Regions from separate parts of the Homo sapiens genome. Here region 1 is linked to region 2. Evidence: chromatin loops called from intact Hi-C (ENCODE). Cell type or tissue: Caco-2. All regions are shown on one strand. Links, peaks and the distances in the headings refer to the core of each region. The heading gives the core; the rest is flanking DNA. Region 1 has its middle 12 kb from the start of PLEKHM3. Region 2 overlaps PLEKHM3 (pleckstrin homology domain containing M3).

Evidence for each region. A loop is a pair of places that touch in the nucleus more often than their neighbours do. Peaks named below come from ENCODE experiments on the same cell type or tissue, not always from the same donor. Only the 100,000 strongest peaks of a DNase experiment are listed, where the experiment ranks them.
Region 1: it touches region 2 in a loop (10-fold over the local background); 1 of 110 quality-filtered maps calls a loop at or near these places.

The regions. Positions count from the first base shown.
Region 1 is chr2:208,029,457-208,046,059 of GRCh38, reverse strand. It overlaps the pseudogene RPL9P14. Among named protein-coding and RNA genes, the nearest start is that of PLEKHM3, 12 kb to the right of the region's middle. RefSeq lists an enhancer at 11,810-11,869. In Caco-2, for the core only: no CTCF peak of the experiment used is centred there; DNase peaks (open chromatin) are centred at 8,109 and 9,483.
Region 2 is chr2:207,945,649-207,962,251 of GRCh38, reverse strand. It overlaps PLEKHM3 (pleckstrin homology domain containing M3), which reads left to right. Exons shown (of 8, transcript NM_001080475.3): 4 at 15,740-15,885. Among named protein-coding and RNA genes, the nearest start is that of PLEKHM3, 72 kb to the left of the region's middle. In Caco-2, for the core only: no CTCF peak of the experiment used is centred there; DNase peaks (open chromatin) are centred at 8,711 and 9,121.

The DNA of each region.
Region 1 (16,603 bases), core at 5,945-10,944, 84 kb before region 2:
GAATGAATGAGTGAAGTTGTTTAACTAGATCAAAAGTGCTAATACATGTTCCAGATGAAATAAATCTCAGGACTTCAAAACCAGACTGGGCAACACAGTGAGACCTCATCTCTACAAAAAAATAAAGGAAATGGCCGGGCGCGGTGGCTCACGCCTGTAATCCCAGCACTTTGGGAGGCCGAGGCGGGCGGATCACGAGGTCAGGAGATCGAGACCATCCCGGCTAAAACGGTGAAACCCCGTCTCTACTAAAAATACAAAAAATTAGCCGGGCGTAGTGGCGGGCGCCTGTAGTCCCAGCTACTTGGGAGGCTGAGGCAGGAGAATGGCGTGAACCCGGGAGGCGGAGCTTGCAGTGAGCCGAGATCCTGCCACTGCACTCCAGCCTGGGCGACAGAGCGAGACTCCGTCTCAAAAAAAAAAAATAAAAATAAAAATAAAGGAAATTAGCCAGGTGTGGTGGCATATGCTTATAGATCCTACTCCAGAGGCTGAGGTGGGAGGATTGCTTAAGCCCTGGAATTCGAGGCTGCAGTGAGCTACGAACATGCCATTGCACTCCACCCTAGGTGATAGAGTGAGACCCTGTCTCAAAAAAAAAAAAAAAAATCAAGAAAAACGTACACCTAGACATATTTGAACAAAATTTTTGAACCACAGAATTAAGAAAAAAAAAGCTACCATATTTTCTCATTATAAAAATTAAATCCCAAAACAAAGAAAAAAATTAATATTGTCACAAGTTTCTCTTTTTGTGTCACATGAAATACCTGAACGCAATGAAACAATGTTTACAGAGTGCTGAGAAATGAGGTTGAAATAATACTCAGCCACATTTTTATTCAGGAAAAGGCAATATAAAGACTCCTCCAATTCAAAAGCACTTGGAAAGAAGCCACCTCTGTACTCTTCATTAAAAATTACATGAGATGGACTCTAACAAACTAATAAACTGGTAAGTCATGGTGATCAGTACTTATCAACTAAAATTGAGATAGTTTTAATACAAAAATTAACTAAGCATGGTGACGTGCATCTGTAGCTCCAGCTACTCGGGAGGCTGAGGTGGGAGGATCACTTGAGCTGGGGAGGTGAGCCAAGAACATGCCACTGCACTCCAGCTCAGATGACAGAGCTAGACTCTGTCTCAAAAAAAAGGGAAAAAAAAAAGGAGATAGTTTTAACCAGTGGCACAGCAGATTCCTATTCTCTATACAACAAACTCAATTTCAGAAACAAAATCATTAAGTAAAACAACAATAATAATAGTTTATCTTTCAGAAAAGAAAAGCAGAAAGTGAAAATATTTTATTAAACTTTGTTCTAGTAAAAATTATTACATTACAAAAAAGGAAAATATGGATTAATGCTTTTTAATAACAATGACGTATTTTGTTTTTGTTTCTCATAAAAGGAAAATCTTGTAACTTTGTGCCTACATACTGGTTGGTTGCAGCAATGAATAATAGCATTACAGTTTGATAATAATTATGAAAGACCAACATGTTAAAAACAAGAATAAATTCCAATTGTAAAGATTTTATTCAAATTCAGTACAATATTTCACGTAAAAATGAAAATTTGTAATCAAATTTTTGCCAATCAAATACATTCACTTTGTAGTCTGCATTGTTTCACTGTTTCATATTACAAATATCAATAGCCCAAAAGGTCACAAAGGACAGAACTAAAGTTAACTCATATTCTTATTTTTTCTCTTTGTAATCACTATTATTTCAAATCTACTGTTTAAACACAGGCATTTCACTAGGATTGAAATCACAACTAGGCCCCCAAAGTGAGCTGGAACCATCTGGTCCATTATAAAGGTACTTTTAAAGGAGCCTGCAGGCCGGGCGCAGTGGCTCACGCCTGTAATCCCTGCACTTTGAGAGGCCAAGGCGGGCGGATCACGAGGTCAGGAGACCATCCTGGCTAACACCGTGAAACCCCGTCTCTACTAAAAATACAAAAAATTAGCCGGGCGTAGTGGCGGGCGCCTGTAGTCCCAGCAACTCGGAAGGCTGAGGCAGGAGAATGGCGTGAACCTGGGAGGCGGAGCTTGCAGTGAGCGGAGATTGTACCACTGCACTCCAGCCTGGGCGACAGCAAGACTCTGTCTCAAAATAAATAAATAAATAAATAAATAAATAAATAAATAAATAAATAAATAAATAAATAAGGAGCCAGCATCGCTGAGTCCCGTGTGTTGGAAACTGAATGTATAACTGGAAATTCTTGTAATTTACTTCCATGTAGAACACTGGGTTTGCTGAAGGATGAGTAATAAAATGTGCTAAGTTGAAGTTTACATGCACATTATTAAAACTCAGTAACCTCAGCAATTGTTCAGATTTACGCCAAATATTTTTTTCAGGGAGGAATATTTTGTCATTGACCTTGTTTACGTTTGCTGGCACATGGTGATCAGCACGGCCCAACTTTCAGTTGATTTTATTATTGTTCCCACTGCCCTACCCTTGGTCTACCACTGGCTTTAATAATTCTGGGAGGCCAGACACGGTGGCTCACATCTGTAATCTCAGCACTTTGGGAGGCTGAGGTGGGACGACTGCTTGAGACCAGGAGTTCAAGGCCAGCCTGGACAACATAGCGAGACCTTATCTCTATTTTTTAAAATGGAAAATATGTATAAAAACTTTTCCTTCAGCTCTCATTCCACTCCGACCACTTCTTTTCTCAATTTTTATAATGCCTTTCAAACTTTAGTGTGTATAGGAATCCCCTGGAGAGATTGTTAATGCTCCTGTTTCCCCACCCCCAGAACTTCTGATTCAATAGGGTGACCCAACATTTGCATTTCAAACAATCATTTGCATTTCAAACAATATTCCCAAATGATGTTGATGCCGCATGCAGGTTGTGGATCACACTTCTAGAGACACTGGTCCAGAACTCAATAATTTAGAACGTATATTCTGTTGCTTTGTTCATTCTATGAAACACATATCTCTTTCATTAGACTGTGTTAGAACACATTAGACTGTGTTCATTAGATATGTGTTTCTATGAAACACATATCTCTTTCATTAGGGCAGGAATCTTGTTTCACACTCCTCTATCCTGTGCAGTACAAGAGTGCCAAGAGATGCCCATAGGATACGTGTTAATTGAGGCTTGGAGGTTTGCACATTTTCTCCATAATTTAGATGCAGTAAAGATTATGTGTTTGCAGCAGTCTCTTCCAGTAGTACCAGCTCTAGAAAATTTCCTGGCACTGGCTCTGAACTTGAATGCATCTGGAACCCATGAGGTGTGACCATGTGGCTTTATGTTCACCTGTCTTGGGAGGACAATTCTCTATGGGCCTCAGATTTTCTGAAAACACAATTTTATAATAAGACTTTTTCTTTGGTCTCCAGACTGTCCCTAAATTGGTGCAATCCTGAGGCTGAGTGATGCAACTTGATTATAAGACAGCAGTCTGGGTCTAGGTGGCCATACTAAGTATAAAATACACGTATGCAATCAATTTCTAGCTTTTTTTTTTTTTTTTTGACAGGGTCTCACCCTGTTGCCCAGGCTGGAGTGCAGTGGTGCAATCACAGTTCTTTGCAGCCTCGACCTTCTGGGCTCAAACAATCCTCCCACCTCAGCCTCCCAAGTAGCTGAGAATACAGGTGTGCACTACCACGTCTCGCTAATTTTTAAGTTTTTGGTAGAGATGAGGTCTCACTATGTTGCCCAGGCTGGTCTCAAACTTGTGGGCTTATAGCTTTATATTTTTAAAAGGAGTGATAGGATACACGGCTTCAGTCAGCCCACTGAATGCCTGATCCCATTCAGTATGAGTCATGGTACATTCAGCTGGCTGTATATGGCCTGATGGCCTTCTCTCCAGGGCAGCTAAAGGCAACAGAATACACACCCAATCCATGCTGTTACTCTGCATCTACTGAAGCCCATGCTTCCTTCTCTAAACAGTAGAGAAAGTCCCCAGTTTTCTTGGGGATCATAAATAATTGGAACAATTCCACCCACCTATTTCTGTGCTGGCATATCTGGAGTGCTGAGACACTCTAATTCTTCAACTTCTTCTTTGGATAGACCCTCTGTTCTCTTTCCCACAGGGTCTTGAGAAGACAGGAGGCATCGCTAAAGCTTGTGTATGTCTACTTGTGCCTTGTGAGTCTGTTATTGTGTAAAGATGCTCTCAGAGGGGGAATGAGAATGTGCTTCTAGTTCTGCCCCTAAAACTAGAAAATTAGTCTTTAATCCCATAGGAAAAGAGACCTGGCCCCTTACGCTGATCTGAGAAAATATGGAATATAGGTAGTTCCCAAATATACCGGACATAGGAACCTCTCAGGGAATAAACTTTGGTTGATAAATTGCAAACAGGCGGCCAGGCGCAGTGGCTCACGCCTGTAATCCCAACACTTTGGGAGACTGAGGCGGGCAGATCATGAGGTCAGGAGATTGAGGCCATCCTGGCTAACACGGTGAAACCCCATTTCTACTAAAAAAAAAAAAAATGAAAAAAAAATAGCCAGGCGTGGTGGCACGTGCCTGTAGTCCCAGCTACCCAGGAGGCTGAGGCAGGAGAATCACTTGAGCGACAGAGCAAGACTCCATCTAAAAAAAAAAAAAAATTGCGAACAGGCATGGAGGAGCCGGGGTACAGTATTTTGAATCACTATACACAATGCAACAAAGATTTATTAAGCACTCAGGTCACAAACATTGTACTGGGCACTGAGGACAGGATGGTACAACAAAAATAGGCAGAATTATTGCTTATGGAACATGTGGTTATTCTCATGAAGCTTACAGTTTCACAGCAAGGTAATTATTAACATAAAAGCATTCTGATAAGTATAAACGTTTACTGTAAATGCTGTGAAGAGGAGCATATGGTGCTATAATTGCATGATATAGACGTCGTCAACCTAGAAGGGGCACTAAGGGACAACTTTCCTGAAGGGCTGACTACTGAGCTGAGAGCTGAAGGATGAGTGGAAACTACTCGGGTAAAGAGTGTTCTAGACAGAATGATATGCAAAGGCCCTGTGGCAGGAATGAGCATGAATTGCTCATGGCATTGAAGAAGGCTGCAGTGGCTGAAGCAGACGCTAGGGGGAGCATGGTACAAGATGTTGCTAGGGAGGAAAAAAGGACCAGACCATGTCTGGGTCTCTTAAATCACAGTAAGAATTCTTATGAGCAATAGGAAGCTACTGAAATGCTTAAGCAGGTTTCTGTTTTGAAAGAGCTACTCTGGCTGTTGGCTGTTGCAGAGTTAATGGATTGAAAGGGCCAATAGTGCTGCTAGGAGGTGATTGCAGGACAATTGCAGTCACCCAGAGGAGAGAAGATGGAAGCTTGGTCTAGGGTTGGGAGAGGGGAAATGAAGAGAGGTAGACAGCTCTGCACAGAAGAGTTCCCTGTATGTGATGCAAGCTTCTAGGAGAGCTAAGCATTTGAAGCCTTTGTTATAAAGCTAACTGATTATGGAACAGTAGTTTTAATTTAGGTGGCCGTATTAGGTTTGTAAGCATGTGATTGACTTCTAGCTTCATATTTTAAAAGTGATAATGGGACAGGCAGTTTTTCTAGAGAAGTGGAGTCCTGGAGAGTGAGTAGAGAAGCCAGCTCAAGGAGAAATTCCTCAGGAGTGCCATTCTGCTTTATCACCACTGAGTGCTGCTGTTTCCAATGACAAGTTCCCAAGAAACCAAAGGGCCAAGTAAGGTAAGAGGAACAGTGGCGGGGGAGCGGGGGGTTGGCAGGGGGCAGCGGGGAACCAACTTAGAGTTTTAAAAAGTGGAGAAGACAAAGATGTTTTCTAATTTTGGAAACCTGAGTCCTAAGCTGCAAGGGTCCAAATCAAATTTTTGGGAAGGTCATTTTGTAATATGGTAACTTCTTGCTTTACTGTCAGCATCTCTAAAGACAGTCCCCAGTAATAAAGGGGCCAAAAGAGGCTTTTTTAGAACCATTAGTGTACCCCTCCTGTACAGTCCCATTAGCGGGCCTTGTTAAACCAACCCAGACAAAGAGCAAAGATGCCCTAGTTAATGGAGAGTCTCCGATAATTACTCTGCTCAGCCGCTTCTTTTAGGGTCTGAATGGTCTTTAAATAATGTTTCTCTTGCTGTGGTCACAGACAATGACCTAGCAGTCTGCTTTAAGCGGTGCCAATCCCATTAGCCGAAGAATAGCAAAGCTCTGTGTGTGTCTGCGTGCCAAGGAGCGAGTGTGTGTGTGTGTATGTGTCTGTGCGTGCATGTGCGTGTGGTGAGGAGCTCAGCTTATGGCAGGGATCAGGCTTAATGTTGCTTTCTTCCTCTTTTCCTCCCTTTCTCTACACATCCATCCCTCCCAGGAACCAAACATACCACTGTGTCTATTGGGTCATCTGCCTGTTGAGTGACAACCTGCCCTTACTGAAAATGGAAACAGACTCCCTTAAATGCTTGCGGACGATGTTTCTCATTCCTACTTACTAAACACTTCTCTGTAGGATGTGATTCTAAACATGCCCCTGTCCTCTAAGAACTTCACGTCCCAGAACCACAATAATGCAAACAATGTAAAGTCACCCCAGTAAATGTGTGCCATTCAGGGTGGAAAATGTTTTAAAAGCTTCATAAATGTGGAAGAAAAAGATTGAGGGTACAAAAGTTATAGGAAGAATGCCAAGATCTTTGGAATATTTTCCTCTGTGGCTCTCTCTCCTGATGCCTTGCAACTCTTTTTTCTGATAATGAGAATGCTTACTTATATTTGAAGACAAGTTATATCCCAGACACAGAATGTGGAAACGGGGCAACATTAATTTATTTAGGAAGGATCGAGTGCTCCAACATGAAAGTGTGAATAAGTTCGATCGTGAACTGTTTTGTAATAAAAATGTACAAAACAACATTCAGAAACACTGCCGTAAATGGAACCTGGTTGCAACCTGCTCTTGCCCACCGTTGTCTGGAGGACTTTTTCAGAAGCTCCAGAGTGGTCTGATTCAACAGTTTTTGAATCAACTGAGTGTGAAAACAGGCTAGCATAAGTAGGTAGGGTGACTCCACTCACACAAATACATGGGAGTGAGTTATTTGCAGCTCATTAAGTATCACAGGGCCTCTCCCCACCACATACCCACCCATCACCCACATCATATGCCTCCTAGGAAGAATGATTATATTGAAGCCAACAGGATAAAAGAGCCATTTTCTGTTTCTGGGTTCTAGAAAGACATCCTAGACAAAGAAATAGTCTACTTGGTAAAACTAAAAAGATGCTCCATTTAGTTCTTACTTTCTTTAACTTTGATCTGCAGTTGTTGTTGTTGTTGTTGAGACAGGGTCTCACTCTGTCACCCAGGCTGGAGTGCAGTGGCATGATCTTGGCCTGAGCAACAAGAGTGAAACTCCATCTCAAAAAAAAAAAAAAAGCTCATTTGGGTCTCAGTGTAGTGTTGGGGGAAGATTTTTAGATCACATAAGAAAAGAAAAGAGATGGGGCTGTTAGAGATAGGAGTGGACCTTAGGTAAGATATAAAAAAAAAACAAAAAACAAAAAAACAGGCCAGGTGCAGTGTCTCGTGCCTATAGTACCAACATTTTGGGAGGCTAACGCAAGAGGGTCACTTAAGGCCAGGAGTTTTAGACTAGCCTGGGCAACGTCCTATCTTTGTAAAAAAAGAGAAAGACAAATTTAAATTAGCCAGGTGTAGTGGCCTGATCCTGTAGTCCCAGCTATTCAGGAGGCTGAGGTGGGAGTTCAAGGCTGCAGTGAGCTATGATTGCGCCACTGCACTCAAGTCTGGGCAACAGAGCAAGACCTGGTATCTTAAAAATAAAAAAACAAAAGACATGATGTGTGCTTCATGAAAGGGCCATATACGCAAACCAACCCCCAAATGCAGAAGGAACCAAGAAACCAAAGAACAAGGCAGACAAATCCAGTTTGTCAGTAGAGGGTTATTTACTGGGGAACTTATGGACAAAAGGATGGTCTTGGGCAGCTGCCAGACAGGTAGATTTCCACAGTTTTCTCCCAGATATATACCACAGAGAAAGGGTATATGTGCTTTAGAAGGAATGTATAAGGACAATTGAAGTCCACCTCTCAGGAAAAGGGAAGAATGCTATGTGTGTCATAGCCTAAGGGCAGGATTTGATAACATCAAGGGTGTCTTGGCCTAAGAACAGGATTTACAGACAGTATACATAGATAAAAATAGAAATCTTAGAGGCATTCCCCAGACTGGGGTTAATCAGAAGTCAACATGGCAGATTAGCATCCAAGATGGAGTCACTTTTGTCTCCACAACCAGTTCACCAAAATTTGAACAAGGGAGTGTTCTTTCCAAAATGCTCTTTGCTTGTAGACAAATGAGTATGTTTGCCTTAATTGTCATAGACATTTATTTGATTTCTGTTTGAGTATTGCTCTTAGATCTTAAACTGGAAGGATGACTATATGTCCATCACCTAATAAACATTTTGATGTCTAGTATTCCTTTATCTGAAAAACAAAAAAACAAAATAACAACAAATCCTTAAAAATCACTGTTGAAACCCAAGTATAATTCTGAATCCTGATTGTCTTCAACATTACAAATATAAATTGCTCATTAGATCTTCCTATAGACCATCATTGTGCTTGGTATTGTGAAGAGTAGTAAATATAATTCCTAATCCTACACTTTGTGGCTAGGATTCTAATTCAGATGTCCTGATTCTTTTATTTATTTATGTTTTATTTAGAGATGGGGGTCTTGCTGGGCCAGGCGGGGTGGTTCATGCCTGTAATCCCAGCACTTTGGGAGGCCGAGGCAGGTGGATCACTTGAGGTCAGGAGCTCGAGACCAACCTGGCCAACATGGTGAAACCCTGTCTCTCCTAAAAATACAAAAAATTAGTTGGGCTTGGTGGCATATGCCTGTAATCCCATCTACTCCAGAGGCTGAGGCAGGAGAATCACTTGAATTCGGGAGGCGGAAGTTGCAATGAGCAGAGATCACACCACTGCACTCCAGCCTGGACAACAGAGTGAGACTTGGTCTCAAAAAAAAAAAAAAAAAAAAAAAAGAGATGGGGTCTTGCTATATTGCCTAGGCCAGTCTTGAACTCCTGGCCTCAGCAATCCTCCTAGCTTGGCCTCCCAAAGTGTTGAGATTATAGGCATGAGCCACCGTACCCAGTCACAAATGTCCTGATTCTCAATCCAGTGCTTTTTCTAGTATAACAAAGCCTCTCTTATGACATAAGTACCTTATCAAAATCCCACATATATAAAAGATAAAATATTGCATTAAAAGGGTTGATCCCCAGTAGACCCTCCATGCACTGCCATCAGTCCTGGGCAATCAGCTGTTCTCTGGCTCCCCTCTGGCCTCTTTGGCCTAGAAGGTAGCAACCTGGAGGCCCCTCCTTCTAGATCAGGTACATGGGGCTTCAGAATTCCCTGCCCTGAAAGTTGAGAGCCTGCCTCCGGGCTGCATGGGCCTTTTTCCCAGGGTTTGTCATCCTGGGAGCTGACCCAGCTGTCAGTATGTCGTCATAGGCCTGAGGAGTGACTTCATCTGGGGAAGCAGTCGGTGAAGTTAGGACATGGCCGCTGAGGTGTATGCATACACATGTGGGTCCTTGTGGTGCAGGACAGGGCCTAGGCTGGGAATCTGAGGGCACCCATTTGTTTTCTTCCCCCAATCCTTGTAACTATCAGGGGTGTGCCTGCCATTAAGGACCTGTTCTGGCAAGGTGAAACTTCGCTCTTTGAATTTTTCCTGGCAGTTTAGTTTTGAGCACACGTCAAAGTTTTGTTATACTCTGGCTGCCAGGGCAGTTCAACTTGGTTTTTTTGTTTGTTTTGTTTTTCCTTTTTTATTTTTTTGTGGAGAATGGGGTCTCACTATGTTTCCCAGGTAGATCTCAAACTCTGAGACTCAAGCTATCCTCCTGCCTCTGCCATCCTAAGTGCTGGGATTACAGGTGTGAGCCACCATGCCCTGCTACCAGGGAAGTTCAACCCAAAGATTCACTCTTGGTAGGACATTTTGTAAGAAGGGAAAATAGGTCATCATTTCTGATTAAAGTTCAGTATATTCTTTTTTGTTATTTTTATTTTTTGCACTACTCTGCAATATGATATCTCCATTTTGCTGCATGAAATAACAGATTGTTTGTCAGAGGCCAAATATTACTAAGCACTGTTATTAACTCTCAATATGGGCTGGTTGCGGTGGCTCTCACCTGTAGTCCCAACACTTTGGGAGGCTGAGGTGGGCGGATCACTTGAGGTCACAAATTCGAGACCAGCCTGGCCAACATGGTGAAACTCCATCTCTACTAAAAATACAAAAAATTAGCCGGGCATGGTGGTGGGTGCCTGTAATCCCAGCTACTCAGGAGGCTGAGGCAGGAGAATCACTTAAACCTGGGAGGCGGAGGTTGCAGTAAGCCGAGATCACGCCACTGCACTCCAACCTGGGTTACAGAACGAGACCCGGTCTCAAAAAAAAAAAAAAAAAAAAAAAATCTCAATGTGAATTAACTCATTTCAACAACACTTTGAGGTAGATAATATTATTACTATTATTATGTCATCATCATCCCCATTTTACCTATGGATAAACTGAGGCACAGAGAAGTAAAGTAGTTTGTGCAATCCCTGAAAATTAAAAAGCGGTAGAGACAAGATTCTAACCACAGTGCAATGCTGCTTCTATTCAATCTCCTCTGCTTTTCTACCTCTACTTATCCTTTAGGTCAAGCTCAAACCCTCCCTCTTTATAGAAGCCTATCTGAGCAGCTCCATCTGATTTTCTGGACTTCTGGACGTTCCTTTGCCTTCATCCCTCCCTGGATGTTTACTGTTTGGGACTGCTGGAAATCTTTCCAAATTTGTATCTATTAGCTCTACCATCTAAAAGTGAAAGGTCTCAGAGTATATGTTCCAGGTTGAAAAACATTTTTAGGTGAAAAGTGACTAGATTGACAGTTGAGTAGGCAGATGACTGGTTTCCCATAACAAGTACGGTGGACTCTGTGATGTACTGCCCAGATCCCCCATCAAAAAAGGACTTGTTGCTCCAGCTTCCGGGAGTGCTGTCAGCAGATTACCATCAGTGGCCATTCTTCTTAGGGACTGTCTCAAGTTCATAGAGCCACCTTGCCCTAGAGTGGCCCATATCCAATGACTAAGGGATGTGGGAATATAAAATCCTGGCCATCTGGGTCAGTGGTGTGCTGGAGCCAGCTTCTACTGATTCTTAAGGCTTTAATATGTGCATTTCCAATTCTGTGTTCTGTGATGATACATCCAGAGCTTGAAATTAGGCATGGTAGGGATTTTTATATTGTGAAAATCGGCAAACTCTAACAAATCAGAACTTTTACTTTTTCAGAGTCAGTTTACCAGCACACCACTGTTCTTGGTTCTACATAAAAACTATGCTGAAGCCACATCAAGACTGAGACAGTTTTTCTTTTATAATATTTTAACTTTCTGGACGATTCTCTTGTAATCACCCAATGGCTTCTTCCTGCCCACTGCACAGATAAAATCAATATACTAAGACTGTGGCATTGCAGTAGGGAAAGAGTTTAATTGACATGAGGCTGACTCATGCAGAGGAACTGGAGTTATCACTCCAATCAATCTCCCCAAAGGCTGGAAGACTAAGGTTTTTATGGACAATTTAGTGGACAGGAGGCTAGGGAATGGATGCTGCTGATTGGTTGGGGATGAAATCATCAACGTGTGGAAAAAGCTCCTGGTGCACTCAGTGCGCCTCTAGGTGGGGCCATATGACCAGTTGAGTTATGAGTCACAAATCCAGGTGAGGTCAGTCTGAAACAACTACAAACCCAGTATTCGTTTCTACAACAGTGGTGTTATCTATAGGAGCAAGTGGGGAAGTCACAGATCTTGTGGCCTCCTGGCCACATTACTCCTGGCAGTAAAGGATTATAGAAACTACATCTACATTTTACCAGAGTTCAAGCCCCTTCCATAATCCTATTCTGTGGTCTTTCATTAGTCTTACAAAGGCGGGTTTCTGTCCCTGAGCAAGGAGGGGGCTAGTTTTAGGGAGGGACTATTATCATGCTTGCTTTCAAGTTAAACTATAAACAAAATCCCTCCCAAGGTTATCTTGGCCTATGGCCAGAAATGACCAAAGATAGTTTGAAGGTCAGAAGCAGGATGGAGTCAACTATGTCAGATTTCTTTTACTGTCATAATTGAAACCACAAAGGCAGTTTCACTCATCTTTAAGCTGTTAATGGAGGCCTCTGGATAGTACTGACCATTATACAAGCCACCAAGAGTCAATGAACCTCATACCTAGAGGACAGTGAATTCCTTAGTAAATGCTTGTTTTTTCTGTTTTGTTTTGTTTTGTTTTCCAGATGGAGTCTCACTCTGTTGCCAGGCTGGAGTGCAGTGGCATGATCTCAGCTCACTGCAACCCCTGCCTCCCAGGTTTAAGTGATTCTTCTGCCTCAGCCTCCTGAGCAGCTGGGACTACAGGTGCGCGCCACCACGCCCAGCTAATTTTTGTATTTTTAGTAGAGATGGGGTTCCACTATGTTGGCCAGGATGATCTCGATCTCTTGACCTCGTGATCTGCCCACCTCAGTCTCCCAAAGTGCTGGGATTACAGGCATGAGCCACTGCACCCAGCCAGTAAATGCTTGTTGAATGACCACATTCAAATTGCTCTATTAACGTCTTCTGTAAATTCTATCACTTATTCTTGATCTTTCTAGTTTAAAAAGCCTTGGTAGTTGGTGGTGGGGTGGGAAATCATTGAATAGTTAGCTTTGCTAATGGCTTTTCGCTTTTTTTCTGTTAACTTATTTGTAGAAGTGATAGTCAAAAGAGTTAAAGACATATATGGCCTGGCCATCAACTAATCAAAAAGAATCCTAGGCCACGCACAGTGGTTCACGCCTGTAATCCCAGCACTTTGGGAGGCTGAGGCAGGTGGATCCCCTGAGGTCAGGAGTTCAAGACCAGCCTGGCCAACACAGTGAAACCCCGTCTCTACTAAAAATACAAAAATGAGCTGGGTGTGGTGGTATGCACCTTTAATCCCAGCTATTTGGGAGGCTGAGGCAGGAGAATCGCTTGAACCCAGGAGGTGGAGGTTGCAGTGAGCCGAGATTGCGCCACTGCATCCAGCCTGGGCAACGGAGTGAGACTCCGTTCCCCCCCACCCAAAAAAAAGAATCTTGGCCCTAATGTAAGAGCAGGGCCATTTTGCTCTTACATTAATGAAAGATGGGCTGAAATACCCACCATTTCAGCAAAATAGGGTCAGATATTAATCTTTTGTGTGCTGGATCTTAGGATGTGGGAGGTTTCTTGTAAAGAGACCTTAAGATACTTAGAGTGCTTAGAGACTGAAGCTAGTTACCAACCCATATGGAACTGTTTCAATATTTTAACAGCAGGTATGTCCTTGTGGGTGCCTTCCAGCTGAACAGCAGGTTCATTTATACTTTCAAGGAATAACTCTATTTGTGACTTCAATATTTGACATCCCCTATGCTTTTAATTTACCTAAAGAGACAAAGAACAGTAATTACACTATGTTGGTCTTAATAAATATCCTAATCATTTTTACTTGGGCTTATTTTGGGAGATGGGTGAGGTATACTTGGCTTGCAAATTTTAAGCTATAAATAGCACTAAAAATGTTCTGATTAAGTTTAAAACACTTTTGATGAGGTTTTTGTTTTGTTTCTTGGAAGACAGCATTGTTTTTTTGAATCCTGGTTTGAGCATTACTTTAGTAAATGAAGGCTAAAAGGAAAATACTTAATGAAAGTATATAGTAATGGCACTTCCTCATATGATGTTTAACATTTTTTGAGATCATTTTCTAAGTACCATAATACTTGTGGAGGAAAATGCAAAGATGAACAAGATAGGGTGCCTGCCCTGCCAGGGATGCTGAAGGGGATATGATGGGGGAAATTTTGTATTTGTCAATTAACCTCAATAAAGCTGGGAAAAAAATCAATTAATTAATTAAAAATGGGGAACCTAAAGTTGGAAAAGAAGAGTTTCCAGGAGTGGGTTAAAAAAAAAAAAACAGGCTTTCTTGTTGTTGTTGCCACATCTACTGCAAGAATGAAGACCATTCTCAGCAACCAGACTGTTGACATTCCAGAAAATGTCGACATCACTCTGAAGGGACGCACAGTTATCGTGAAGGGCCCCAGAGGAGGCCTGTGGAGGGACTTCAGTCACATCAATGTAGAACTCAGCCTTCTTAGGAAGAAAGAGGCTCCGGGTTGACAAATAGTGAGGTAACAAAAAGGAACTGGCTACCGTTCAGACTATTTATAGTCACACACAGAACATGATCAAGGATGTTACACTGGGCTTCTGTTACAAGATGAGGTCTGTGTCTGCTCACTTCCCCGTCAACGTTGTTATCCAGGAGAATGGGTCTCTTATTGAAATCTGAAATTTCTTCGGTGAAAAATACATCCCCAGGGTTTGGAGGAGGTCAGGTGTTGCTTGTTTGGTATCTCAAGCCCAGAAAGATGAATTAATCCTTGAAGGAAACAACATTCAGCTTGTTTCAAATTCAGCTGCTTCGATTCAGCAAGCCACAACAGTTAAAAACAAGGATATCAGAAAAATTTTGGATGGTACCTATGTCTCTGAAAAAGGAACAGTTCAGCAGGCTGAAGATCTAAGAGTTGTCCAGCTACAGAAACAAGATGCTGGAAGACTCCTAAGACCTATTTGTGATATTTAAATGATGCAATAAAAGACCTTTGATTTTGGGAAAAAATAGGTGTCTGAACTATAAAATGGGAAGAAAGGGGTATGTGGGAGATAAGTCTGGAAAGGTGAAGTGTCAGTCAAGACACTTGCAGTTGTAAATGTCAGAAACCAACACAAACTCCCTTGAGATAACATGGGATTAATTGATAATAGAACTATAGGGTCTAGGAGGTGAGGTTAAGCTCCAAGCCTGAGGAGATCCTGGGACTCAAGCAAGGTCATTTGCTCTTACTCTCCCACCACACCTTCCAACTCCCCTCACACAAAATCTTCATCCCTCCCTTGGTGTTACTCTCCTCTCTCCTGTCACCCTCCTTCCCTTGTTCTGCAGACAGGCATTCTCACATGGTGGGAAAGATGGCCATCAGGGGCCTCCAATTCACATCCTTCCAGTCCTGTATCCCAATAGGCAAGGCTCCTTCCACAGCTTCAGAGATAAAAATTCCAGGGAAGGACTCTGATTGGGTGGGTCACATGCCCACCCTGGCTCAACTGCTATAGCCAAGAGACTAGGGTACTGTGAATAGTAGAACTGGCTTAGCATTGATCACATACTTACCCTGTGTCTTACAGGTAGGGGAAGTTCCCAAAGGAAGTAGGAATGCTGAGTGCAGAAAAACAGAGATGTCCCCACATGTAGGAGGGAGCCAATAATGTAGAGAGCCTCAAGGTCAAGCCATGAAGTCTGAACTCCTTCTGGCAATAGGAGGCCGTTAAAAGTATTGGAGGCCGGGCGTGGTGGCTCACGCTTGTAATCCCAGCACTTTGGGAAGCAGAGTGGGGGGCAGATCATGAGGTCAGGAGTTCGAGACCAGCCTGGCCAACACGGTGAAACCCTGTCTCTACTAAAAATACAAAAAATTAGCTGGGCATGGTGGCAGGCGCCTGTAATCCCAGCTACTCGGGAAGCTGAAGCAGGAGAATAGCTTGAACCCAGGAGGCAGAGGTTGCAGTGAGCTGAGATCACGCCACTGAATGCACTCTAGCCTGGGCAACAGGGCTAGACTCCGTCTAAAAAAACAAACAAACAAAAAAGTATTGGAGTAAGAAAGTGGCTGTGGATTAATAATTGGACTAGATAATCTTCTAGGTTTCATTTCATTCTAGTTTTGGGTGTTTTTTTGTTTTTGTTTTTTAAGACAGGATCTCACTCTGTTGCTCAGGCTGGAGTAAGAAAGCAGCTGGGGATTAACAATTGGACTAGATCGTCTTCTAGGTTTTGTTTCATTCTAGTTTTAGGGTTTTTTGTTTGTTTGTTTTGTTTGTTTGACAAGATCTCAATCTGTTGCTCAGGCTGGAGTGCAGTGGTATGATCATAGCTCACTGCAGTGTCCAACTCCTGGGCTCAAGTGATCCTCCTGCATCAGCCTCCTGAGTAGCTGGAATCTTGTGCCACCACACCTGGCTAATTTTTTAATTTGTTATTTTTTGTAGAGATGGAGTCTCGCTATGTTGCTCAGGCTGGTCTCTAATTCCTGGGCTCAAGTGATCCTCCTGCCTTGGTCTCCCAAAGTGTTGGGATTACAGGTGTGAGCCACTGCCCCCAGCAAACCTTAATTACTGAGCTACAGCATGACGCTCCATTCTGTGTTAAAAATCATTCCGATAATGGAAAGAGAGGCCTTCCTGAATGTTAGGGTATAAAGAAGTCAAAAAAATGGTTCCCCTAATGTAAACTATGAACTTTACATTACATGGGTGGTAATGATGTGTCTGTCAGTGCAGTTTCATTGATTGTAATAAGTGTACCACTGTGGTGCAGGATTGATAGTGGGAGAGGTTGTGGGTTTGAGGAGCAGGGGATATATGGGAAGTCTGTACTTTCTGCTCA
Region 2 (16,603 bases), core at 6,630-11,629:
CATGCAACTGAACTTAATATCCAGCCTCCTTCCCCTTCCTGGAGGTCAGGCTGGCTCAAAGTCCCAACCCTCTAATCATGTGGTTGGTCTTTCTGTTGACCACCCCCCATTCTGAGGCTATTTAGTGGCCCACTATGACTCACCATTAGCATAAACTCAGGTGTGATCTTAGGGGCTCGTGAATAACAAAGATATTCATATCACTTGGGGAAATTCCAAGGGTTTTAGAAGCTCCCTGCCAGAGATCAGGGACAAAGACTAGACAAATTGTTATACAGTAGCCCAGGACATTGAATGGACATTTCCACAGCAAAAATGGAACCTGGATGAAAGGAGGATGAATGATGTGTGTAATTTCCCCCCACAGAATGAGGAAGCTTTGGCCTACTTGCCCTGTTCCCTCATTTCCAGTCAGCTACTTCCAACACTGACAGCATCCACCTGGGGAAGGGAGATTTCTGGTGATATCTTTTTGGGTGCTTCTGGGACCAAGCAGACGAGAAACTGACCAGCTCTGGACTGCTCAGCTTGTCTGCAGCCCTCTCAGAGCCGCAACTCAGAGTGGTGGGACGATGGGCAAGCACACTCAGTGACTCTGTGATCTCCACTATCTAACCCAGATATCCTTCTTAAATCTTGGCTAAAAATAGAAGGTGTTTCTTTCTTAAATGGATATAAAAGCAACCACAGAATTGATTTTATTTATTACCTTTAACTGAAAAAAAATGTCGTACTTACCATATACCACTTCCAGAAGGAAACTAGGATTCTAAAACCTAAGACATATGGGTTTGTATCAATTTCCAAAAGATTGAAAAATCACATTCTAACTAGGTATATATCAGTGTACCAAGGACTGTGCCTTACCCATATTTTTTCTATAAAGGAAGTAAATCATGTAGGGCTGAACCAAAAACTTTGCTGAAAATTGCTTCTCTTTTAAATCAGCAGACTTGTACCTCTGACACAGAGGATTGACTTAGTTTGAGTCTTGGTCTCCTTCTCCATCTTCATCAATAAAGATGTTTTTCTTGAGCCCCAGACCAGACAAAATAATAGACACACATGATGTGGTGGCTGGGAGGCATCCACACTCAGTGGGATAAGTAATAAATTAGGAGCACAAGAGCTTGGTCTTCTGTTTATAGTCCTGCCACTGATTTATTATATGGCCCCGAGCCAGCCTTTTCACAGTCTTGTGGGTCAGCCTCTTCAACACTATTTTGAGGGAAGATTAAACTGTCTTGACTATGTACAATTCAAATGTTAGAAAATATCAGTTGAACCAAAAGTGACATATCCTAATTCAGTAATTAGTACATCACTGCAATTTTTTCCCCCAGAAACTACAGGGAGGCTCCCCAAATGATCTCTTAGATAAAGAGAAGTCGTCTTATGGCCTCATAATGGATGGAAAACCTTTGGGAAAATGATGTTTCTCATCCATTGTTAGGCTAGGGAGTTTTAACTTGAGTAAAAGTTTCCTGATAATGCTAAAGGTTTCCAGGCAGCCCCTTTAGCCCGACTCTCCTGTGTGATCTTCATCTCTCAATAATGTCACCCACCAACATGCATCTGAGTGCCTTTCCCTTTCCTCTCCACTCCCATTATTAGATGCTGTCTGTGTGGGCCACCATCCTTGCAGGAGTTTTACAGGGTTAATAAATGAATAATACCTCTTCTTTCTTATGCCAAGAGGCAGGAAGATGGGGATTAAAATATCACATATATTGCTTCCAGATCACATTTATTATTATAGAGTGGACCCCTAAATTAGATGGACTTACTCACCTGGCCACAGCTGGAGTCCTGAAGGGCATGATGTCCTCTTACCACAGCAGACAGAAACCTGCTTCCTGAAGGCTGTGATGTCCTCTTATCACAGCAGACAGAAACCTGCTTCCTGAAGGCCATGATGTCCTCTTACCACAGCAGACAGAAATCTGCTTCCTGAAGGCCATCATGTCCTCTTATCATAGCAGACAGAAACCTGCTTCCTGAAGGCCAAGCTGAGCATGCCCGGGTCCTTCTTCTTAACTCAGCAGTCAGATACCTAATTTCCCCCATCTGTGAGGAGGGCTGGATAAGGGATGGGGAGAGAAGCTAGGAATATCACTCTAGGGAATTCCCCAGAAGCAGGAGTTCCAGATAATAGGAGTTTTCCACTTGTGTCTTACCTAGTAAGTCTAAATAACCTGATACAAATAGCTTATTGCAAATACTAAATGTATAGTTAAAAGATTAGCTTTGGAGGTAGTCACAAACATGTGCTTCTAAAAAGATAGAAAAGCCTGGAAAGAAGGTGAAAGGGAAAAGAATAAAGGAAGAGAAAATACACCAAGACAGTCCCTAAATCTTGTACAACATAAATAATTTGGTTGGGGTGAAAACGAAGAAATTCAAGCATGGATTTAAAGGAAGCTGATGAAAGTAATCTTTTTCACTTTGAGACTGTTCCTAGCACTACTCGGATCCACTCTTATGACTTTAATTTTATCAAATTGTTATCATTACCAAAATGGCTCAAGTAGAATTACTCTAAGAAATGCTGTCAGGGTTTTTTAGGAGGTTTTAGCAAAGGAGAGGACAGGTTTTGTTTTCAGGATACTGTAAAGTTCAAAGAGATGAGACTCTCCTAAAATATGAGGAAAGAGAAGCAGGCATTAGGAATGGGGAGTGGCATGAAAGAGAAGTCAGAGGGGACCCTGGTAGGACACTGTATGTGATAGAAGCTACAGAGTGGAGGAGACTGATGTAAGAAGCGACTTCTAAATAAATCCAAGCTGGGAGAAAATGTTAGTTCCAGAAACAGTAAGAAAAGACAGGTTGCTTTTCAGGTAACCCCCCAAAATAATCTGAACCTCTAAGCCAATAGGAGGTTCTTGGCCTTTTGAAGCAATCATAAAAGAGAGATGTAACTGGGGAATCACAAAAAGAGAGTTAGTAGTGGTTTAATATAATGCTAAATACCAGGGGAAATCACTGTAGAAAATGTTAAGTGCAGCATACATTGGATTCTCTGTGAGGCAAAAGTGTTCAGAACAGGACTGGGACTAGGGTAAGGTGAGAGAGGCATGTGCTTTGGGTACAGAATTTAAGGAAGTGCTGAAAAACCCTTTGTAATAAAGATTTTAAAAATATGTTAATATGATATTCTTTAAAAATCAAAATTAATGTAAAAAGTCCATGATGAACAAAATATAAAAGCTTAACTAGAGACAGGATTAGAATTCCTGATTTCTCCTTTTGTCTCGGGTTCTAATATGGCTTGGCACTGGTTCAGAGAAACATTCCAGTAAGATAGTTTATTTTATTTTATTATTATTATTATTATTTTTGAGATGGAGTCTCACTCACTCTGTTGCCCAGGCTGAAGTGCAGTGGTGCAATCTCAGCTCACTGCAGCCTCTGCCTCATGGGCTCAAACGATTTTCCTGCCTCAGCCTCCCAAGTGGCTGGGATTATAGGCGTGTGCCACCATGCCTGGCTAATTTTTGTATTTTTAGTAGAGACGGGATTTCATCATGTTGGTCAGGCTGCTGTCGAACTCCGGACCTTAGGTGGTCCGCCCACCTCGGCCTCCCAAAGTGCTGGGATTATAGGCGTGAGCCACCACATCCAGTCAAGAGTTTATTTAATTAGACATCTTCCCCTGAAGCTCTCAGTGCTTCAAGTAGCCCAGCCCAGCATTTGTCTTGTTTCAAGGATGGTGAGATTGACCTTCCTTTCCTGTCTGAGATTGCAGGAGAATATATAGAGAATCCTGGTAGCCCCATGTTGAAAATAGAACTGATAGAGAAAGAGGGAGGTCAACTATGACAAGAAGCATTCTTTCCATCCACCACTACCAGCTTTCATGTCTGAAATCATCAGCTCAGCTGAGCCCTGTTTATGCACTTGTTTTTCAAGTAAGAGTTCTTGGTGAGCAGTGTTTCACCAAGATTAATTTGTGAAGAAAAGAGCCAAGCTTGGAGCAGATGTTACTAGCAGGTAGTCTAGTAGATGATGGTGCCTCTTTTTCATGACACTAATTTAACCTACCAGCATAAATAATTTTTTAAGGTAAGAAAGTAGAACTGGTGAAAGGGCTTTTCCTCCTTCCCGTAATAGATGGTATATCCATTGCTAGCAGAGAAAAGTGATTAAGTAAGATCAGCATATTCATCTCTTATTTTGCCCTCCTGTCTTTCTGTTGTCATAGGGTTTTTCCAACAGTGGCGTTATTGACATATTAGGCCAGATACCTCTTTGTTGTGGAGGGATGTCTTGTGCATTGTAGGATGGTTAGCAATGTTCCTTGCCTTCATCCTTAAGATATCAGTAGCTTACCCACCCATCCTACCAAAAATGTCTGCAGACATTACAAATATCCCCTGTTGGGACAACAATCTCCCTTGGTTGAGAATCGCTGTGCTACCAAAGGTCAAGGCCTACAATGATGTCTTCTTTTCTTCATCTAGCTTTTTCTCACTTCTTTATAAATTAATTAATGTCTTCTGCTGAAATAGATGTTGATTATTTCATACCACATACTTTTTTTTTGTTTTGTTTTTTGAGACAGAGTCTCGCTCTGTCACCTAGGCTGGAGTGCAATGGCACATTCTTGGCTCACTGCAACCTCCGTCTCCTGGGTTCAAGCAATTCTCCTGCCTCAGCCTCCCAAACAGCTGAGATTACAGGCTCCTGCCACCACACCCAACTAATTTTTAGTATTTTTAGTAGAGACAAAGTTTTGCCATGTTGGCCAGGCTGGTCTTGAACTCCTGATCTAATGATCCACCCGCCTCGGCCTCCCAAAGTGCTGGGATTACAGGCGTGAGCCACCGCGCCCAGCCACCACATAATGTTTTATAATCTAAGACCTCTGCATCTTACGTAAATTTAAGTGAAAGTAGTAGGTTATAAAAATAGGACCTTCACCAACCATCATTTGATATCAAGTATATCAAATGCTTTCAGTAGCAACTAACAGAATATACAATTCAAACTGATTTTTACAATAAGGGGGATTATTCTTAATCACCTGAGCTTTAAGCATCAGTAGATCTGGTAGCTCAAATTTTTTGAACTATGTTTTTTGGATTAAATGCTTCAAATAGCATTTTCTCCCCCAAACCACCTGCTCCTTCTAATTGATGGATTTCTCACATGAGTCACAGGCTTGAAACATCATGAGCATCTTTAACAGTCCCTTTGCATGCCCCCAACGTCTGTCAGTTGCCAGATCATCTGCATTTTGTCCCCATGCTATCTCCTTCTCTTTCTTTCTTCCTGTTTCCAAGACCACCACCTAATCAAGTCAAACTGGTGCAGTAACTTATCAACTAGTTCCCTCCCCTTCCAGCTTTTCTTGCTAATTAATCTTTTCAAAGCGTACATTGCAGCTGGGCATGGTAGCTCATGCCTGTAATTCCAGCACTTTGGGAGGCCAGGGCGGGAGGATAGCTTAAGGAAAGGAGTTCAACACCAGCCTTGCACAACATAGCAAGACCCCTGGGTCTCTGCAAAAAAAAAAAAAAAAAAAAAAAAAAAATTTTAATCAGCCAGGTGTGGTGGCATGCACCTGTAACCTTTGATACCCAGGAGGCTGAGGTGGGAGGATCACTTGAGCCCAGGGGGTTGAGGCTGCAATGAGCCATGATTGTACTACTGTACTCCAGGCTGGGTGACAGAGTAAAACCTTGTCTCCAAAATTTAAAAAAAAAAATTTTTTTTTTAAGTTTACTTTGCTACTCTGCTTCAAACTCTGGTTGTTCCTATATCTTTTTTTATTTTTTTTGAGATGGAGTCTCATACCGTTGCCCAAGCTGGAGTGCAATGGTTCAATCTTGGCTCACTGCAACCTCCGCCTCCTGGGTTCAGGTGATTCTCCTGCCTCAGCCTCCCAAGCAGCTGGGACTACAGGCACCCACCACCACGCCCGGCTAATTTTTTTTTGTGTGTATTTGTAGTATAGATGGGGTTTCACCATGTTGGCCAGGCTGGTCTCAAACTCCTGACCTCGTGATCTGCCTGCCTTAGCCTCCCAAAGTGCTATATCTTATTAATTAGGACTTCTCACTCTGAGCACTCAGGATTCTTATGTTCTAGCTTCACTTTATCATTCCAAGCTCTTTTCTTCATACTCCTCTATTTACAATGAGCCTCAGACAACTAGAATATCCAGTGTTTCCAAAGGTGCTTCCATTTTTCTGACTTGAGCCTTTATGAATGAACGTTCCTTTTCCAAAATCTCTTCTCTTCTTCAAGACCCAGCTCAAATGCCCCTGTGTCGACACAGCCTTCCTCGATCTCCACAATAGTGATTGCTTCCTCCTTTCCTCATCTCTTATCTTCTGCTGTTTACTTTATAGATTTGTATTCTTCTTCCCCTCACCCTTCATCTTCAGAGGTGATGCTAATGCCTGTGATGTCCCAGGCTATATTCATTGATGAGCTAAATTATGTTCTTTTATGTAAATTGATTCATAGTTTTTGTCCTTGTTTTGTCATCTGCAGGGGACAGTTTTTCTAATGTCTTACAAAAGGAGATAACTACCTGAAAATGCCACATTGCCACTTTTATTAGGCTCTGCCTTTTAAGCAGCTGTACAACAGTGGACAGAATTACTTTTTCATCTTCTGCCTCAGTTTCTTATTCTGTAAAATGGGCATAATACCTACCTCATAGAATTGGTATGAGGATTAAATGAACAGAGACATACACATGTATTTACATATGTTCGTTTGTGTGTATGTAAAGTAGTTATGACAGTGCCTGGCTTATAGTAAGCCTGTCTTACATAAGGTGTTTGCTTATAATGTGTTTATCCATTTGCTTAGTTCTTATTTATTTATTTTTATTTTTAAATTGCTTACCATTTTCTTGAAAGACTTTGGGGAAAGAACATAGAAGTAAATGAGAAAGTCTAGTCATAGACTGTTAGGAAAAAAACAGGATGAAAAAAATACTAAGTTTAGACTGATTTCAATATACTAGAAGCTGAATTTGTAAGATTTTATTATTAATATTAAACTTATCTTACACCAATAAAAGCACTATTGAAGCATCTTATCCTAAGAAAAATTAAAAGTAACTCAACAACTCAAGTCATGTCTTCGGAAGTGAAAATCTGTATTACAGATCATTATACTTACAACTTTTGGGGTAGATATTTCATAGAAAGCAGTCAGATTCTCTAAAATGGTGTACATATTTACTTACGTGCTTTAGCAAAAATCAAGATTTATTGCCTTTCAAGATAAATTTTGACTAAATATTGACTTTAGGTTCTCAATCATTGTTTACCTGAAAGACCAATAAATCTTGACACTTCTCAACTTGAGTTGGAATCTACTTGGTATTTATTAATTTATTTCACACGATTTATAATCTTAATAACAACATTCCATGAGATTAAATAAACATTGTAGAGTTTAGCAAGTTTATATTTTCAGTCAGCAGTAATTACTTGACATGTGATTTTCACTTCATTTCTTATTTAAATATAGTACCTCTAGCACTGTTAACACAACGTAGGTCCTACATGTCAAAGCTGACTTAGCTATTTAAATATTCAGAGGGGGAAAACCCAAATAACTCTTAATAGCTTATAGAATTGCTTTACATTTTAAACCAATTAGTATTCAGATTGGAGTTTCTAATCTGAATTGATTTTATTTTTTTGGTTGCCTTAGTTCTGCAAGTATAATCTACTAATACATGATTATACGTCATAGATGGCCTCTGTCTTGGACAGTTTATGTCTGTTGGTTTTGATCTCTGTTTCATGCATCTGTCTGTTCTTGTCTCTCTCTCTAGATATAATGTGTATTGAACATTCACTGTGTCTCAGCACAGTACTAATACTTTACAAACATAATATTTGCCATATTGTTGTGTTGACAGGGTTTTTAGAGACAGGGTCTCGTTCTGTCACTTAGGTTGGTGTGCAGTGGTACAATAATAGCTCATTGAACCCTCGAACTCCTGGGCTCAAGGTATTCTCCTGCCTCAGCCTCCAAAGTAGCTGGGATTGCAGGTGCAGACCACCACACCTGGCTAATTTTTTAGAAATTTTTGGAAAAAATGGGGCCTCACTCTATTGCCCAAGCTGGAGTGCCATGGTGCGATCATAGCTCTCTATAACCTCGAACTCCTGGCCACAAGCAATCCTCCCATCTTGGTCTCCAAAAGTACTGGGATTACAGGTGTGAGCCACCAGTGCCTGGCTGGAAATTCTTTGGTTAGGTACATTCAGTGTGTCTAGGAGGAGTTACTTACTTCTATGAGATTCTTAAGGACAGAGCTGTCCTAGCTATAGCAGTAGTCCATTCTACAAGTGCCAGCTGAAGTTAACCTAAATGTGTGTCACCCATGGTAGGAACATGGTTTTTAACATGTCAGCTCTCTGTGCAGTGGAACTTTATTCTTTTTTTTTTTTTTTTGTAGACAGAGTCTTGCTTTGTGGCCCAGGCTGGAGTACAGTGGCACAATCTCAGCTCACTGCAGCCTCTGCCTCCCAGGTTCCAGCAATTCTCCTGCCCCAGGAAAAGCAGGGATTACAGGCATGTAGCTGGGATTACAGGCATGTGCCATCACACCCAGCTAATTTTTGTGTTTTTAGTAGGGGTTTCACCATGCTGTTTTTAGTAGAGGTTTCACCATGTTGGCTAGGCTGGTCTCAAACTCCTGACCCCAAGAGATCTGTCCACCTCAGCCTCCCAAAGGATTATAGGCATGAGCCACCACACCCGGCTTGTGCAGCGGAAATTTATGAGTCAGTTTCAGCCAACAAGGAATGACAATTTCTCATATATAATCTCTCACTGCTATAAAATTTGTAGATGAACATAAAACGAAGCCCATCAGAAAAAAAAAATTCTGATGAACAGAAATGAATTTTTGTGTAGCTTTGGAAACAACCATCAGTACATTTCAGGATTGTATTTGAGCATGTGTATTTCCTCCCAACTGTGAAGTTTTCAACTCCTGGGAAGAGAATTCACTATGAAGGGACTTAAAGGCTTATGGAGAAAATAATTTTGAAGTGTTGCAGTCTAAAGTCCATGAACTCAACCCAAAGACTATCAGCTGCATGCCATACTATCCGCATTAGCAATTACACGTGGCACGCAATTGATTTTTTCCGGATTTCCCCTATTGTTCCTTTAGTTTTATTTGAGATGCTGTGGATACTATTTGCTTTGTAACCGACAGAACGTATACTTAATGGCATGTGCCTGATTCTCCATCCAAATGTTTAATGTCTTAATTGATTTATGGCTAAACAGATAGCTCCTACTTTATGGGTCACCACCTTGTCCCAAAGACAGAATAACTTGGATGCTTGGGATGCAAAAAGTATTGGATCACTGATTTTTGAGTAGATGTTTCTCAGTGTCCCTCACTCTTTACCCCCTTTCTACTTTACAGTTATGTAGAATTCTATAGCTTCAGTTTCACCATGTTAACTTCAGACTACATATGTGTGGTCAGTCTCAAATTTCAGCTCTGTTCCCTCTGACAGTGGAGGATGCAAATATGGGGCCCAGGTTTGCTTTGCCTCTACTTCCTTTAATGGACCTCAAAGCTACATTGCAAAAATTGCTTGTGCCCTGTGTCAAATAATCCTTTCTTTAAACACTGTGCCCAACTTTGTGCTAATCCCAGGGAGGACTTTGAATTGTATACCAAATGTAATACCTTATTTTTTAAAGTACAGGTTCAAAATTTCACTACTTAATGAGCCAATGGTTAGAGACTATAAGCTAGGAAAGCTAAGTTATTTATGACTTTAACCCCTAATCCTTGTAAAATAGCAAGTCCTTGAACCTGCATGTCTATTTTTCTTCATTTTGGGAAATCTGGTCTGAAGAGCATATGATCAAAGTCTAGGCCTTCAAGCAACATTTTACACAGTGCTTACTGCAGCTCACTGTCCCCAGCCAGGAAAATGGAGGGATGGAAGGAGGGACAGGGAAGTCCCCTTGCTCATTCCTGTGGACATCTCTCCCTACTTAGTGCATAAAATAAAAGAGGATGTGAAACTCGCCAGATATTTTTTTCTATTTTTACAGAGAAAACGACAATGTGTCTTCTCACCCTCTTTATCTCTTTTCCTTCCTTTTACAAAGGCACCTTCTTTTCTTTTTTATTTGCCCTTGTTCTTTTCCTAGAGCGTTTCTACCTTCTAAATGCAAAAGACTGGATTTACCTTACTGAATTAGGTAAAAGCTTACTTTAAGAGATGGAAAGTGGGTGGCATAACTGACCACACTTAGCACTGTATGAGGTCCTTCCTTAGTGAGAGAGATTCAGTTGGATCCAGCCACAGCTTTCTCATTCTTCCCTCTTAGCCCATGAGTTTTCCAACTGCTGGTCAGGGAAAGGAGAACTGAAGGTAATAGTCGTAAAGTAGAGAGAAAGTGGCTGGCTCTTCCTCAAGATCGCAGCTTCAGTAACAACAACTGCAGCCAGTTGAGTTAACTAGGTACACTTGTTAGAAGAAAGATGGTGCTTTTGTGGAGAAGTATGCCAAAATTCTGCACAACCCCCAGCAACAGATTCTTTTGGGTGTATTTAGTGAAAGGCCATTTGGGAAATGGACTGTACGTGCAGCAAATAGGATTTTGGTTAAATGGTGACATTTGTTTCCAAGAGTGTATCAGAGGGGAGGCTAAGCTCTTCAGAGCATGTGTTCATTAAAGATTTGAAGTGGAGTGGGAAGCAATAATAAAAAAAAGGCCAGTGGGTTCTCTGGTGAGATAGTTTTTTGTTCCTATGAATTGAATACACTCTGAAAAGTTTCAAAAAGAGTCTGGGAAGAATGTATTTGCTTTGATCCAACATGTGGAGTGTTCTTTACTACAAATGCCCTTTAATTTAGAAACATTGCTGAAAAGTCTGTTTGAAAGTACATAAAAATATAATATGTAAATAAGCCCTAATTAGTTATTTCAATTAATTATTTTTTGTCTCTACTTTACAGCTCTATTTTTCTTCCCATAATGTCGCTTTTCAGAGTCCAGCTTTGACACTCTCTAAAAAAATGGTTTTTTGTAACAGTGATTATTAAGAAAAAATTTTCCCTGTTAAAAACCCCACAATGATAAAGTAAAATCCCAGATTGTGTATTTTTATGGGGAATTGTTTCAGACATTTTTAGTCCATGATTTGCTACTCTGATAGTAAAGGAAATCTTGCAGTTAATTGAAAAAACTCGTGTTTCCTTCTTCAAATAAATGGCATGTGTTGTTTTTTAGAAAATGAATCTACATCAGGCCACTAACTAGCCTCTAATCTTCTTTTCCAACCATTCTGTGTTCTTTCAAATACAAATACTTTGGATTTGGGGGTTAAACGTTTTCATTCTTTTTAAAGTGAATAGGATACTCCCAGTGGAGACAAGAATGCTCTGGAAAAACACTGGTAAAATGAAGTCAGGTTGTTTCTACATAGCCAGTTTTTTAGAAATTGACTAAGTACCTAAAATATTGATTTTTTTGAAGCCTAGAGGGTAAACTGTGTGACAAATTCTGAGCTTTTCACTGAGCAGTCTGCACCCCCTCTGCACTTTTGTTGAATAGAAGCAGAATTTTAGAGCTCGAGGGACCTTGGAGGTCACCTAGAAATCAGGGAGCAATCCTCAGCTTTTACCCGTCAACGTCCCGCGTGTGGGTTGGGGATAGGATGGGAGGGGGAGGATGCTCATTTCATTAGAAATGCAGATTTCTGGTCCCTACCCAAGATCTACAGAGTCAAAATCATCTCAGTGGGAAGAAGGGTCCATATTTCTCACAAACGTCTGCAGAAAATTCCATTGCTCACTCAAATTTGGCAATTCACCAATTAAAGCTAACACGTTTATTTTGTGGTGAGGAAGCAAGGCCTAGATAATTTGATGGTCAGGGTCACAGTGGTGCCTAGGCAAGAACAGACTCAGGCTTCCTGCCTTTAGACTAGTGACGGTCTGTATACCATGTGCCTAAAGTAGTTCTGAGCATGCAGACAGGTTCAAACCTACTTCTGGGTCATTAGGGTGATTTCAGCACCAGGAGTAGGATAGCCTGGTTCTAAATAAAGTATGAAAGTAAAGACACCCAAGGACTAAAGGTAGGTGTTTATGTGCTGCTGCTTTTGTCCAAACTAAAACCTGAATGGACCCTATCCATGTTCTCTCATCTCTGTCTTTTATGAGCCTGGAGACCTGTACATAGTTGCGAGGATGTTTAACTCAGTTAGTTAACTGAGTTGATCCCCCAGCATGGTGAGCTTTGGATCTGTGTGCCCGGTTGATGTGAACATTCTTAGGCTATAGGCTTTCTTAAAATGCATGTTTGTGTATGTTAATATTGCCTATGTGTGTTGCATCCAGAAAATTAGAATAAGCTCATTAAAATTATAGACAGATAAATCCAGTAGTGCCTACTAGGGAATATATAAATATCCAGCAAATGCTTACTGATGTCTGTTATATCAAAAAAAATTTTTTTTAGTGTTCTTTGGTGAGAATTTAAACTATAATGATGATCCTGAATTTCTGCAATATCATGGTCACCTTTTAAGTCATTAGGAAGGATTGGATTCTACTCAGTGTCATTTTAGTGTTCAGTCAATTTGTCTACTAATTTTTGGAAATAGCAGTATCCCACTGTCTAGGATATATTAAGTTCCACTGAACTCTGTTCCACAGTTCATTCTTTCTTTCTTTTTAAAAAATTTTTTTCTTTTGAGACAGAGCCTTCCTCTATCACTCAGGCTGGAGTGCAGTGGCATGATCACAGCTCACTGCAGCCTTGACCTCCTAGGTTCAAGTGCTCCTCCCACCTCAGCCTTCCAGTAGCTGGGATTACAGGCCCATGCCACCACACCTCACTAATTTTTTTGTAGAGATGGGGTTTCACCATGTTGCTCAGGCTGGTCTCAAACTCCTGGGCTCAAGCAATCCACCGGCCTTGGCCTCCCAAAGTGCTAGGATTACAAGTGTGAGCTACTATGCCTAGCCAGTTCCATGGTTCCTATGTGAACATGGGTAATATATAGTTCTTAGAATGGGCAACATATTTTAACAGCGATATTAATGAAAGGCTGTTTTCAGAAGCAGGTGATCAGGTTAAGAGGATCAGTTTTGGAATCACTACGGAAAATTAAAATTTCTGTATATATATACAGTTTATGTGAGTGTACATGTGCCAGATAGTACTCAGTTTATCATCCCTTTAACATAAATATTTATTGATTGTCTGCTATTTGTAAAGCTCTGTATTAAGTGCTGAGGATAAAAAAAAGATCTGGACCGGGCATGGTGGCTCACACCTGTAATCCTAGCACTTTGGGAGTCCAAGGCAGGCGGATCACGAGGTCAGGAGTTCAAAACCAGCCTGGCCAACATAGCGAAGCCCCGTCTCTACTGAAAATACAAAAATTTGGCCAGGCGCGGTGGCTCACGCCTGTTATCCCAGCACTTTGGGAGGCCGAGGCGGGCGGATCACGAGGTCAGGAGATCGAGACCATCCTGGCTAACGTGGTGAAACCCCGTCTCTACTAAAAATACAAAAAATTAGCCGGGCGTGGTGGCGGGCGTCTGTAGTCCCAGCTCCTCGGGAGGCTGAGGCAGGAGAATGGCATGAGCGCGGGACGCGGAGGTTGCAGCGAGCCGAAATCGCGCCACCGCACTCCAGCCTGGGTGACAGAGCAAGACTCCATCTCAAAAAAAAAAAAAAACAAAAAAAATAGAAAATACAACAATTAGCTGGGCATGGTGGCACGTGCCTGTAGTCCCAGCTACTCGGGAGGCTGAGGCAGGAGAATCGCTTGAACCCGGAAGGTGGAGTTTGCAGTGAGCTGAGATGGTGCCACTGCACTCCAGCTTGGACAACAGAGTGAGACTCTGTCTCAAAAAAAAAAAAAAAAAAAAAAAAGATCTGAGGAGTTTCTAGTGTGGTCCTGGTTGGACAAGCCCATAAAAAGGCATGATAATTTAAAGAGGCACGCGCTAAATGCCAAATGAGTAATGCAGTCAGTGAGTGCAGTGAACAGCATTCCAACATTCGCAGACAGCCCTGTGACTGTGGCAAGATGTCCTTTGTCAATCAGGAGCTACATGTGTGTTGGTTCTAACTCATCTTTCACACATTTCTCATTCCTTAGCCAGTCTGAAGAACAGGAGCTTGTTATGATTTTTTTTTTGCTGCTCAATAGTAAAGAAATAGCCATTCTAGAAAGGAACTGGATCAAGCTCTGGAAGCCTAATACTAATATATTTACTTATCTTCTTCCCATTTCTCATGTATTTAAAAACAATGAGATCTAATTCTCTTTCTAGAGGATGCACTGGGAAACTGCTTAATTACTGATGCCATTGTATTTGTGATGAAAATGAAAGTTCTGTTGAGTCTTGTGATACTTTCATTCATGGAGTTCATGTGAATCAGAATCTTCTTAGGTTGGTAGTTCGTTAAGTAAATGTATTTGACCTCCTTGTAATGGAAAGGGTTACAACACTGATCATTATATTATTAGTACTAGTAGTAGTTGTCGTAGTTGTAGTAGTAATTGTAGTAGTACTGAAAGAGTAATTCATTTTTGCCCCACTTCATGAAATAGGCTTAGTGCGAGATCTCTTTGATCCATATAGTTCTTGGCACCCAACCATAAAATGGGCCACATGGAAGGATTTCTAAAATGAAAGCTGTAGACCAGAAATGTCAGATTAATGATGCTGTTTGTGTATTCTTGATGACCTGTTCTGGATCTGCCAGGATTTTGTCCTTGGGGATGATTGTGATGGAATTTACATACTCAGTAGAAGGTAGTTCTTCCTATCTAAAGAAAACGAATGGCTTCCCTATGGAAGGGCTATGATTATTACCAGGTTCGCTGACAGTACCAAGACAGCGCTCACAGAGTCATGGACTTTCTTAGATCTGAAAAGGGCATTGTAGGCAACCAGTAATCTTGGGCAAGATTTGTTGAAGTAAAGAGCAGAGAAGAGGGTGCTGTGTAAGGAGAGGTAATACATGTGAATATATGGAGGGTGGAGTAAGCATGCTGTGTTTATTTGGGGAACAATGAGGAGAGTTCTCTGACTGGAATAAAGTGATTACGTTCCCATTGGACAGTAGTGGGAGGGAAAGTTAGAAAAGTGAGATGGAGCCAATCAGAGGCCAAATTCCTTACAATGATTTGGTAAGCAAAGGAAGGCTACATAACAGTTTTGGGGATTATTTTAGCATCCAATTTAGAGCCAAATCCAAACTCTGGCTTTTTTTGACTGGGTGAACTCAGACAAGATACTTAACCTCATAAAAATCTTAGATTCTTCATCTATAAAATAGAATTAATAATATCTTCCTCATAGAGAAGTGGTGCTGGTTAAACAAGATTCTGTATGAGATGCCTTCAGCAAAGTGCCTGGTGGAAATGGAGTTCTGAGCAGGGCAGTGAGGAGATAAAGGCGAGGTTGTAGAGAGACTGATCTCTGGCAGCTGTATGCAGAAGAGATGGAATCAGAAGAAACCAGAGACAGGGGACCAGTTGATGACCCTTACAGCAATACCCTAGGAGGTGAAGGGACAGGCTGTCAGACTAGGAAGAAGAGGACACAACTGTACAACTCTATTATCTGTAACTTCTTTTTTGTTGCAGACTAGGTAAATGAAATATAACCTTGTTCTGTGATGTTAGAGCTCTATAACCTTGTTCTGTAGTGTTAAAAGTACAACAGCAATCATAGACTCTTCCTTTTTCCTTGAACAGGCTGCCAGCGATCCATAGGTCTTTCCAATGGGAAAGCCAAGGTGTGCAACTACAGTGGGTGGTATTACTGCAGTAGCTGCCACGTGGATGACAGCTTTCTCATTCCAGCACGCATAGTCCACAACTGGGATACTTCAAAGTATAAGGTAGGTACAAAAACTCAGTTCACTTAATAATAATAATTCAGGTGTTCATATGTTCTCAGGTGGATTATAAAGATGGTGATCAAACAATTTGAAGCAGATATGATTAGGTAGTCTCATAAAAGCTGCAAGACCTTACCTAATGCTTCTTATATATCTCACAGTTGAAAGGCTTCTTAACTATGACTCTTATTAGTTTCCTCATTTAAAAAGACATATAGAGCAGTTTTTACTTCTGGTGCTAGAGAGAATTCTGAGAGAGAGGAGCCTCTTTTATTATTTTTTATTTGATCTTATCTTCAACATTACAACACTATGGGAAGATAAAAATGGGAAAATAATACATGCATGAACATGCTAGTGATCTTTCTAGGCAAGGCCTTATATAATCCAAGATATTTCTTTTGTTTGTTTGTTTTGTTGTTTTGTTTTGTTTTTGTTCATTTGTTTGTGTCGGCTTTTTTTTTTTTAGACATTGTCTCACTCCATCACCCAGGCTGGAGTGCAGTGGCATGATCTTTGCTCACTGCAACCTCCACTTCCTGGGTTCAAGTGATTCTTGTGCCTCAACCTCCCAAGTAGCTGGAATTACACACATATGCCACCACGCCCAGCTAATTTTTGTATTTTTAGTAGAGACGGGTTTCACCATGTTCCCCAGGCTGGTCTCAAACTCGTGACCTCAAATGATCTGCCTGCCCTGGCCTCCCAATATGCTGAG